Linked DNA regions of Homo sapiens: region 1 is linked to region 2. The links are chromatin contacts, found by Hi-C or POLR2A ChIA-PET in ENCODE. All regions are on one chromosome and are shown on one strand. The core of a region is the stretch at or near the end of the contact, and the rest is flanking DNA. Distances in the headings are between cores, read along the strand shown.

Region 1 (3,683 bases), core at 1,064-3,563, 1.2 Mb before region 2:
TGAAATTTTTTTTTTTTTTTTTTTTGAGACGGAGTCTCGCTCTGTCGCCCAGGCTGGAGTGCAGTGGCGTGATCTCGGCTCACTGCAAGCTCCGCCTCCCGGGTTCACACCATTCTCCTGCCTCAGCCTCCCGAGTAGCTGGGACTACAGGCGCCCGCCATCATGCCTGGCTGATTTTTTGTATTTTTAGTAGAGACGGGGTTTCACCGTGTTAGCCAGGATGGTCTCGATCTCCTGACCTTGTGATCCACCCGCCTCGGCCTCCCAAAGTGCTGGGATTACAGGCGTGAGCCACCATGCCCGGCCGAAAAATTTTTTAAAATATTTATTTATTTATTTTGAGACGGAGTCTCACTCTGTCACTAGGCTGGAGTGCAGAGGTGTGATCTTGGCTCACTGCAACCTCCACCTCCCGGGTTCAAGCGATTCTCCTGCCTCAGCCTCCTGAGTAGCTGGGACTACAAGTGCATGCCACCATGCCCAACTAATTTTTGTATTTTTAGTAGAGACAGAGTTTCACCATATTGGCCAGGATGGTCTCGATCTCCTGACCTCATGATCTGCCCACTCTGGCCTCCCAAAGTGCTGAGATTACAGACATGAGCCACCATGCCTGGCCTATTTTCATGTTTTTAAAGATAAGGTCTCACTATGTTGCCCCGGATGGAGTCTAGTGGCTAAATGTGGGCACGATCATAGCTCACTGCAGCCTTGAACTCCTGGCCTCAAGGGATCCTCCTGCTTTAGCCTCCCAAATACCTGGGACTACAGGTGCATGCCACTGAATCCAGCTTGTTCTTCAGTAATAATAACAATAACAGCAATCGCAGCAGTAGTATTTGACTTTCTTCTGAAGGGCATTTTTGTTAGAAACAAAAGAAGAGAGAAAGAACAAAAAATTTTAAAGCACAAATAAATAACTTTTTTTTTTTTGAGGTGGAGTCTCACTCTGTCACCCAGGCTGGAGTGCAGTGGTGAGATCTCGGCTCTTCGCAACCTCTGCCTCCTGGATTCAAGCAATTCTTCTGCCTCAGCCTCCTGAGTAGCTGGGATTACAGGCATGTGCCACCACACCCAGCTAATTTTTGCATTTTCAGCAGAGACAGGGTTTTGCCATGTTGGCCAGGCTCGTCTGGAACTCCTGACCTCAAGTGATCTGCCCGCATCAACTCCCAAAGTGGTGGGATAACAGGCGTGAGCCACTGCGCCCGGCCGTATTATCTCATTTGAACCCTTGCAACACTCAAGGCGGTATGACTTATTATTATTCCCATTTACACATATGAAGACTGAGCCTCATAGAGGTTGTAAATTACCTGAGGCCTCACAGCTGCTGTAGGAGGAAGCTTCTGACATTACCACTACAATCTTTGAGCAAGCATGAAAGCCTGAAATGTCACAGAACAGGCTAGAGATGGGAAAGGAATGAGGATTTCAACACTGTCAGGTGGAGTAAGGAATCATAATTCATTGTTAACCTCCCAAACGGCCACTAACAGAGAATTTGGGGAGGCAGCAGAGTGGGTGCGGTTAGGGGCTTGGGAGGTGGGCATGCACGTGTCATCCTCTCTAGGTGTGGCCTCAAGGTGAATGACTTCCTCTGCCTCTGGGGTTCAAGCGATTCTCCTGCCTCAGGCTTCCAGTAGCTGGGATTACAGGCACGTGCCACCACACCAGGTAATTTTTGTATTTTTAGTAGAGACGGGTTTCACCATGTTGGCCAGGCTGGTCTCGACCTCCTGACCTCAAGTGATCCGCCCGCTTCACCTCCCAAAGTGGTGGGATTACAGGCTTGAGCCACGGCTCCCTAAATAAATACATCAATTTTATTTAAATCTTACAGCAATCATATGAGACAAAAGCTTTTAACACCTGCACTTTATATTCGAGGAATTAAAGTTCTCAGAGGCGACTAAAGACCAAACTCAGGGCTGAGGAGTTCCAAAGCTGAGTTGAGTTGCAAATGAATCACCGAGGACCACCGGAGCTTTCTAGCGACCCTCGCACCAGGGAACGAACCCCTGTGGTTTAAGGGCTCCAACCCACAACCCAGTTCCTTTGGCGGGAAACAGCACCCTCCCAAGGCCCCGCCCCTTCCTGGCCCCGCCCCGTCGTCTCTGGGCCCGGCTCCTGGAGATGGGTATTATTAATCTGCCTTCTATGGGGGACCTGGCCCATCTCGGGTATCAGCCCCGCCCCTACTCGTCCAGTCTCCGAACGCTCTGCAGCCAATCGGCGCCCGAGGGTCGGTCCCCGCCTTCTCAAGCCCCGCCCCCTACCCTTATCCCTGGCAGCTTCCGCTAAACGGGCTCAGAGCCACGCGGCACGCCCGGGAGGCTTTCTCTGGCTGGTAACCGCTACTCCCGGACACCAGACCACCGCCTTCCGTACACAGGGGCCCGCATCCCACCCTCCCGGACCTAAGAGCCTGGGTCCCCTGTTTCCGGAGGTCCGCTTCCCGGCCCCCAGATTCTGGCATCCCAGCCCTCAGTGTCCAAGACCCAGGCAGCCCGGGTCCCCGCCTCCCGGATCCAGGCGTCCGGGATCTGCGCCACCAGAACCTAGCCTCCTGCAGACCTCCGCCATCTGGGGGCACTCAACCTCCTGGAGCCAAGGGCCCCACGTCCCACCCAGAGAAACTCTCGTATTCCCAGCTCCTAGGGCCAAGGAACCCGGGCGCTCCGAACTCCCAGCTTTCGGACATCTGGCACACGGGGCAGAGCAGAGAAGCCTCAGCGCCCAGCCTGGGGAATTTAAACACTCCAGCTTCCAAGAGCCAAGGAACTTCAGTGCTGTGAACTCACAACTCTAAGGAGCCCTCCAAAGTTCCAGTCTCCAGGTGCTGTTACTCAACTCAGTCCTAGGAACGTCGGGTCCTGGGAAGGAGCCCAAGCGCTCCCAGCCAGCTTCCAGGCGCTAAGAAACCCCGGTGCTTCCCATCATGGTGGCCGATCCTCCTCGAGACTCCAAGGGGCTCGCAGCGGCGGAGCCCACCGCCAACGGGGGCCTGGCGCTGGCCTCCATCGAGGACCAAGGCGCGGCAGCAGGCGGCTACTGCGGTTCCCGGGACCAGGTGCGCCGCTGCCTTCGAGCCAACCTGCTTGTGCTGCTGACAGTGGTGGCCGTGGTGGCCGGCGTGGCGCTGGGACTGGGGGTGTCGGGGGCCGGGGGTGCGCTGGCGTTGGGCCCGGAGCGCTTGAGCGCCTTCGTCTTCCCGGGCGAGCTGCTGCTGCGTCTGCTGCGGATGATCATCTTGCCGCTGGTGGTGTGCAGCTTGATCGGCGGCGCCGCCAGCCTGGACCCCGGCGCGCTCGGCCGTCTGGGCGCCTGGGCGCTGCTCTTTTTCCTGGTCACCACGCTGCTGGCGTCGGCGCTCGGAGTGGGCTTGGCGCTGGCTCTGCAGCCGGGCGCCGCCTCCGCCGCCATCAACGCCTCCGTGGGAGCCGCGGGCAGTGCCGAAAATGCCCCCAGCAAGGAGGTGCTCGATTCGTTCCTGGATCTTGCGAGGTCAGCTCCCGCTCCCCCGGGAGGTGGGGAAGAGTGTTACGGATGGCGGGAGTGGTCACGTGGACAGGACGGGGCTTTGGGGCCCCTGGAGCAGAGACTTCCCTCTAGAGTCTTAGGAAAACTCGACAGGATATTGAGGGGAGGCTCCAGCCCTCGGGAGTGTGAGTCTAGTCTCC
Region 2 (4,293 bases), core at 650-3,149:
TTCATCGTGTTGGCCAGGCTTGTCTCGAACTCCTGACCTCACATGATCCGCCTACCTGTGCCTCCCAAAGTGCTGGGATTACAGGCGTGAGCCACTGCGCCCGGCCTGGGGACAGAAATTTTATGTTTTTTGAGACAGGGTCTTGTTGTGTTGCCTAGGCTGGAGTGCAGTGGAGCTCATGGCTCACCACAGCTTCAACCTCCCAGGCTCAAACGATCTGTAAAATGGGAAGGGGGCTGGTCCCAAATGGATGATGGACCTTAGGTAGTCCCAAGTTTCTGCATACCTTCCGTGTGGAAGGGACCCTGGAAAAGGTTGTTTTTATGGAATCCTGGCATTCTTAGTAATTCAGAATATCAGGGTTCACACACACACCAGCACCATCAGTAAAGATGAGGAAACGCAGGTCCCTCAGTGCCAGGAGCTTGACAAAGGACACTCAGAGAGTCAGACTGGATACCAAAGAAGTCCAGAGCCCCCTGATTCTGTGTCCTGAATGTATGTTTCCTCCTACACACCACTCCTCTGTTCCTGTTTTCCTTTTTTTTTTTTTTTTTTTTTTGAGACGGAGTCTCGCTCTGTCGCCAAGACTGGAGTGCAGCGGCGTGATCTCGGCTCACTGCAACCTCTACCTCCCAGGTTCAAGCGATTCTCCTGCCTCAGCCTCCAGAGTACCTGGGATTACAGGTGCCCGCCACCATGCCCGGCTAAATTTTTTTTTTTTTTTAGTGGAGATGGGATTTCACGATGTTAGCCAGGTTGGTCTCAAACTCCTGACCTCAGGTGATCCACCCTCCTCAGCCTCCCAAAGTGCTGGGATTACAGGCGTGAGCCATGGCGGCCAGTCCTCTGTTCCTGTTTTCTTCTGTCCCTCTGCCTCCGAGAATCTCTCAATTACCCATCAGCACTCCATCATCCAGGAATTTCTCTCAACCCCTTCCTGACATTGTTTATATGATTTTACTCCCTGCTGGGTAAGAAAGGACAGTCTGGGACATGTCCTTAAATTTATTTCTGAACTAGCTCCCTGGGGAACCTACCTCCTAATGAAGGAAGTTGGGTTGCTTGAGAACGGGTATGGTTTTATTGGCCAAGATGCCAGGCTATCAACCTCTGCAGGAACCTTGTGCCACCCCCTGCCCTGCTCTGGGCCTCAGTTTCCTTGTCAGTTACTTGGGAAAGGGTTGGATTCGCTGCTTCTGGGGGTGAAATGCACCCTCAGGCTGGATTTAGCATTAATAATGCAATCATGACCTGTATAGTAAGAAGGGCTATTTACTGAGCGCTTAACTATATGAATGGCACCATTCTAACCACTTCCCATGGTCCACTGTTTTACACTCAAGATTAGCATAGAAGCCTCACAACAACCCAAAGAGGCAACTGCTATTAGGATTCCCATTTGGTAGACGGTAATACTGAAGTCCAGAGAGGTTATGCCACTCATCTAATATTACACAGCGAGGAAATGGCAGAGCTGGGATCCCAGCCAAAGTCTGTATGACCGCGCGGCTTCCTCTTAATCCCAATGAGAGCCCTAGCTTGCAGAGGAAGGTGTATTTGGGGCTCATAGGACTAATTAGGACTAATTAAGAGCCTCCTTTGGGTGGGGACGCCAACTCGGAACGTGACATCACGAAGGAGTACAGTGACGTTGGCCAAGGCGGGCGTGGGAATCCACACGCCTTCCAGCATCCGTTTAACGGCACCGCCCCCTGACCCGCCTCACTTCCGTGTATATTTGCATATTCAGCGAACGGACGTCGCTACGCCAGCGTCGACGGGGTGACGTCAGGATGCGCCTCTGAAGTTTCCCTCGAGCGTACGTACATACGTACTGACGCACGCATGGCCACGAGAGGGCGGGGGAGGAGTGAAGAGGTTGAGGCGCCCCGCCCAGTCAGCAAGGTTGCGCGTGCCCTGTGAGACCGCCAAGATGGTGGTGGGCGCGTTCCCTATGGCGAAGCTGCTATACTTGGGCATCCGGCAGGTCAGCAAGCCGCTTGCCAACCGTATTAAGGAGGCCGCCCGCCGAAGCGAGTTCTTCAAGACCTATATCTGCCTCCCGCCGGCTCAACGTGAGTCTGACCCGAATTCCCTCCAACCTTTTTCCTTTCTCCAACCCCTGTCAGGTGGTTGCTTAGGGGATGGACTTCTGTCTACGACCAATCACAGCCCGAACCGGCAAAGTCCAGTGGCCAATAGTGGGGGGTTTCTGATAGAGGGGCGTACGGGTGGCCCAGTAGTGAGGGCGGGGCGGGGCGTAAGGGGCGGGTCAAGGAGCCACCACGCGAGTAGGAAATGCCAGCCGATAAAGGAAGAGAGCGCTTGGAGACTGATGCCCTGTTAAACCAATAGTGTGAGAGATGGGAGAAATTTGGACGGGGCTTTCCAGGATAGAGGAGCTAGGGGAGGGGCTGAGGAGAAACCGGACGGGGTCCTTTGCCCGGCTGTCCTTGGGCAACTTCATTTCAAAAGCGGCACCGTGTGCCTCAGTTTCCCCACTGATCTAGGAGGTGCTTGTATATCCTCCGTTTAGGACGTCGACGTGCCTCAGTTTTACTGTAGTCAATAAGTCTGGATTAGGGGCATGGTTCGGGGGTGAAGTCTGGGTTCTGGAGACATGGCCTGGGAATCCGGAAAAGGACTTTGAGCCAGAGAGGACATTCATCTGTGTACTCATTAATGCGCTCATACGCCGTCCTTTCATTCGGTTGACAGACTATGCGGCCTTTTTGCTCAGCACTGGGAGATATACTCCTGATCCATCACTGTCAACCCAGAGTGGTCGGGAAAGTGGGAGCCCCGGAGCTCAGAGGAACTGGCTGACCCAGGGACCTGAGGCCAGCAGGGCTGCCTAGAGGGGGCCGCCCGAGCTCAGATCTAAAGGGCATAGTAAGGTCCGGCGCGGTGGCTCACACCTGTAATACCAGCACTTTGGGAGGCCGAGGCGGGCGGATCACATGAGGCCAGGAGTTCGAGACCAGCCTGGCCAACATAGTGAAACCCGGTCTGTACTAAAAATACAAAAATTAGCTGGGTGTGGTGGCGCACACCTGTAATCCCAGCTACTTGGGAGGCTGAGGCAGGGGAATCGCTTGAACCTGGTAGGTGGAGGCTGCAGTGAGCCTAGATTGTGCCATTGCACTCCAGCCTGGGCGACACAGCAAGACTGTCTCAAAAAATAATAAATAGAAATAAAGGGCTTAGTAAACACCCAAAATATAAACTACTTTAAAAAGGTGATCTTGCCGGGCGCGGTGGCTCACGCCTGTAATCCCAGCACTTTGGGAGGCCGAGGTGGGCAGATCACGAGGTCAGAAGATGGAGACCATCCTGGCTAACACGGTGAAACCCCATCTCTACTAAAAATACAAAAAAATTAGCCGGGCGTGGTGGCTGGGCGCCTGTGGTCCCAGCTACTCAGGAGGCTGAGGCAGGAGAATGGCGTGAACCCGGAAGGCGGAGCTTGCAGTGAGCCGAGATCGTAACACTGTACTCCAGCCTGGGTGACGGAGCAAGACTCCGTCTCCAAAAAAAAAAAAGGTGATCTGTGTTGTGCTACGTGGGACATAAAATAAGGGAATTTAGCATCATTGGCTGGGTCAGAGAACCACTGAAACCGCCTTTGCAAAATTATGACTGACACAGCGAAAGAGATCTAAGTTAACTTACTCCATCTTGCTTCTAACCTCCAAGCTATCCTTGTTCATTCCTGGGCAAAGGCTGAACTAACTTTGGGAGAGATTTAGTTTGTAGTTTATAGTTTAAACAAACATGGTAACAGCCCTTTCCCAAAGCAGACCTCCTTCTTGTCTGGCGACTGGATTGCCTTTGTAGGACTAACATTAGCCACAAGATTAGAAATTATGGTTTAGGAGTCATGCAGCTGGAGGGTACAAGATTCTGACCCTCCCTAAACTGCTCCTAAGATCAGTGCTTGAGATATTTCACAGACCCTGCACTTGATGGATCAGCTGGCCTTACCCAGATCAATAAACTGGCCCATCTGATCTTGTGGCCCCCCAACCCAGGAACTGACTGAGCGCAAGAAGACAGCTCCGACTCCCTGTGATTTCATCTCTGACCAATCAGCACTCCTGGCTCACTGGCTTCCCCTCACCCATCAAGTTATCCTTAAAAACTCTGCTCCACCGAGATCGCACCACTACACTCCAGCCTGGGCGACAGACCGAGACTCCGTCTCAAAACAAAAACAAAAAACAAAAAAACTCTGCTCCAGCTGGGCCCATTGGCTCGCATCTGTAATCCTAGCACTTTGGAAGGCTGAGG

Evidence for each region. Hi-C counts contacts between places; a loop is a spot of excess contacts on that map. ChIA-PET counts read pairs that join two places held with the same protein, here RNA polymerase II (POLR2A). Pooled maps may share reads with other maps.
Region 1: a pooled map shows a loop between it and region 2 (8-fold over the local background). The contact joins the promoter of SLC1A5 here to the promoter of OPA3 in region 2. A Hi-C loop is called at or near these places in 4 of 50 pooled maps. POLR2A ChIA-PET finds 5 or more read pairs at or near these places in 2 of 52 experiments (CD4-positive, alpha-beta T cell and OCI-LY7).

The regions. Positions count from the first base shown.
Region 1 is chr19:46,787,224-46,790,906 of GRCh38, reverse strand. It overlaps SLC1A5 (solute carrier family 1 member 5), which reads left to right and starts at 2,313. Exons shown (of 8, transcript NM_005628.3): 1 at 2,313-3,507. The coding sequence starts at 2,942. RefSeq lists silencers at 1,996-2,155, 3,126-3,175, 3,186-3,235 and enhancers at 2,101-2,395, 2,044-2,645.
Region 2 is chr19:45,582,408-45,586,700 of GRCh38, reverse strand. OPA3 (outer mitochondrial membrane lipid metabolism regulator OPA3) reads left to right here and starts at 1,899. Exons shown (of 2, transcript NM_025136.4): 1 at 1,899-2,078. The coding sequence starts at 1,937. RefSeq lists enhancers at 1,840-2,019, 2,855-3,790, 3,791-4,293.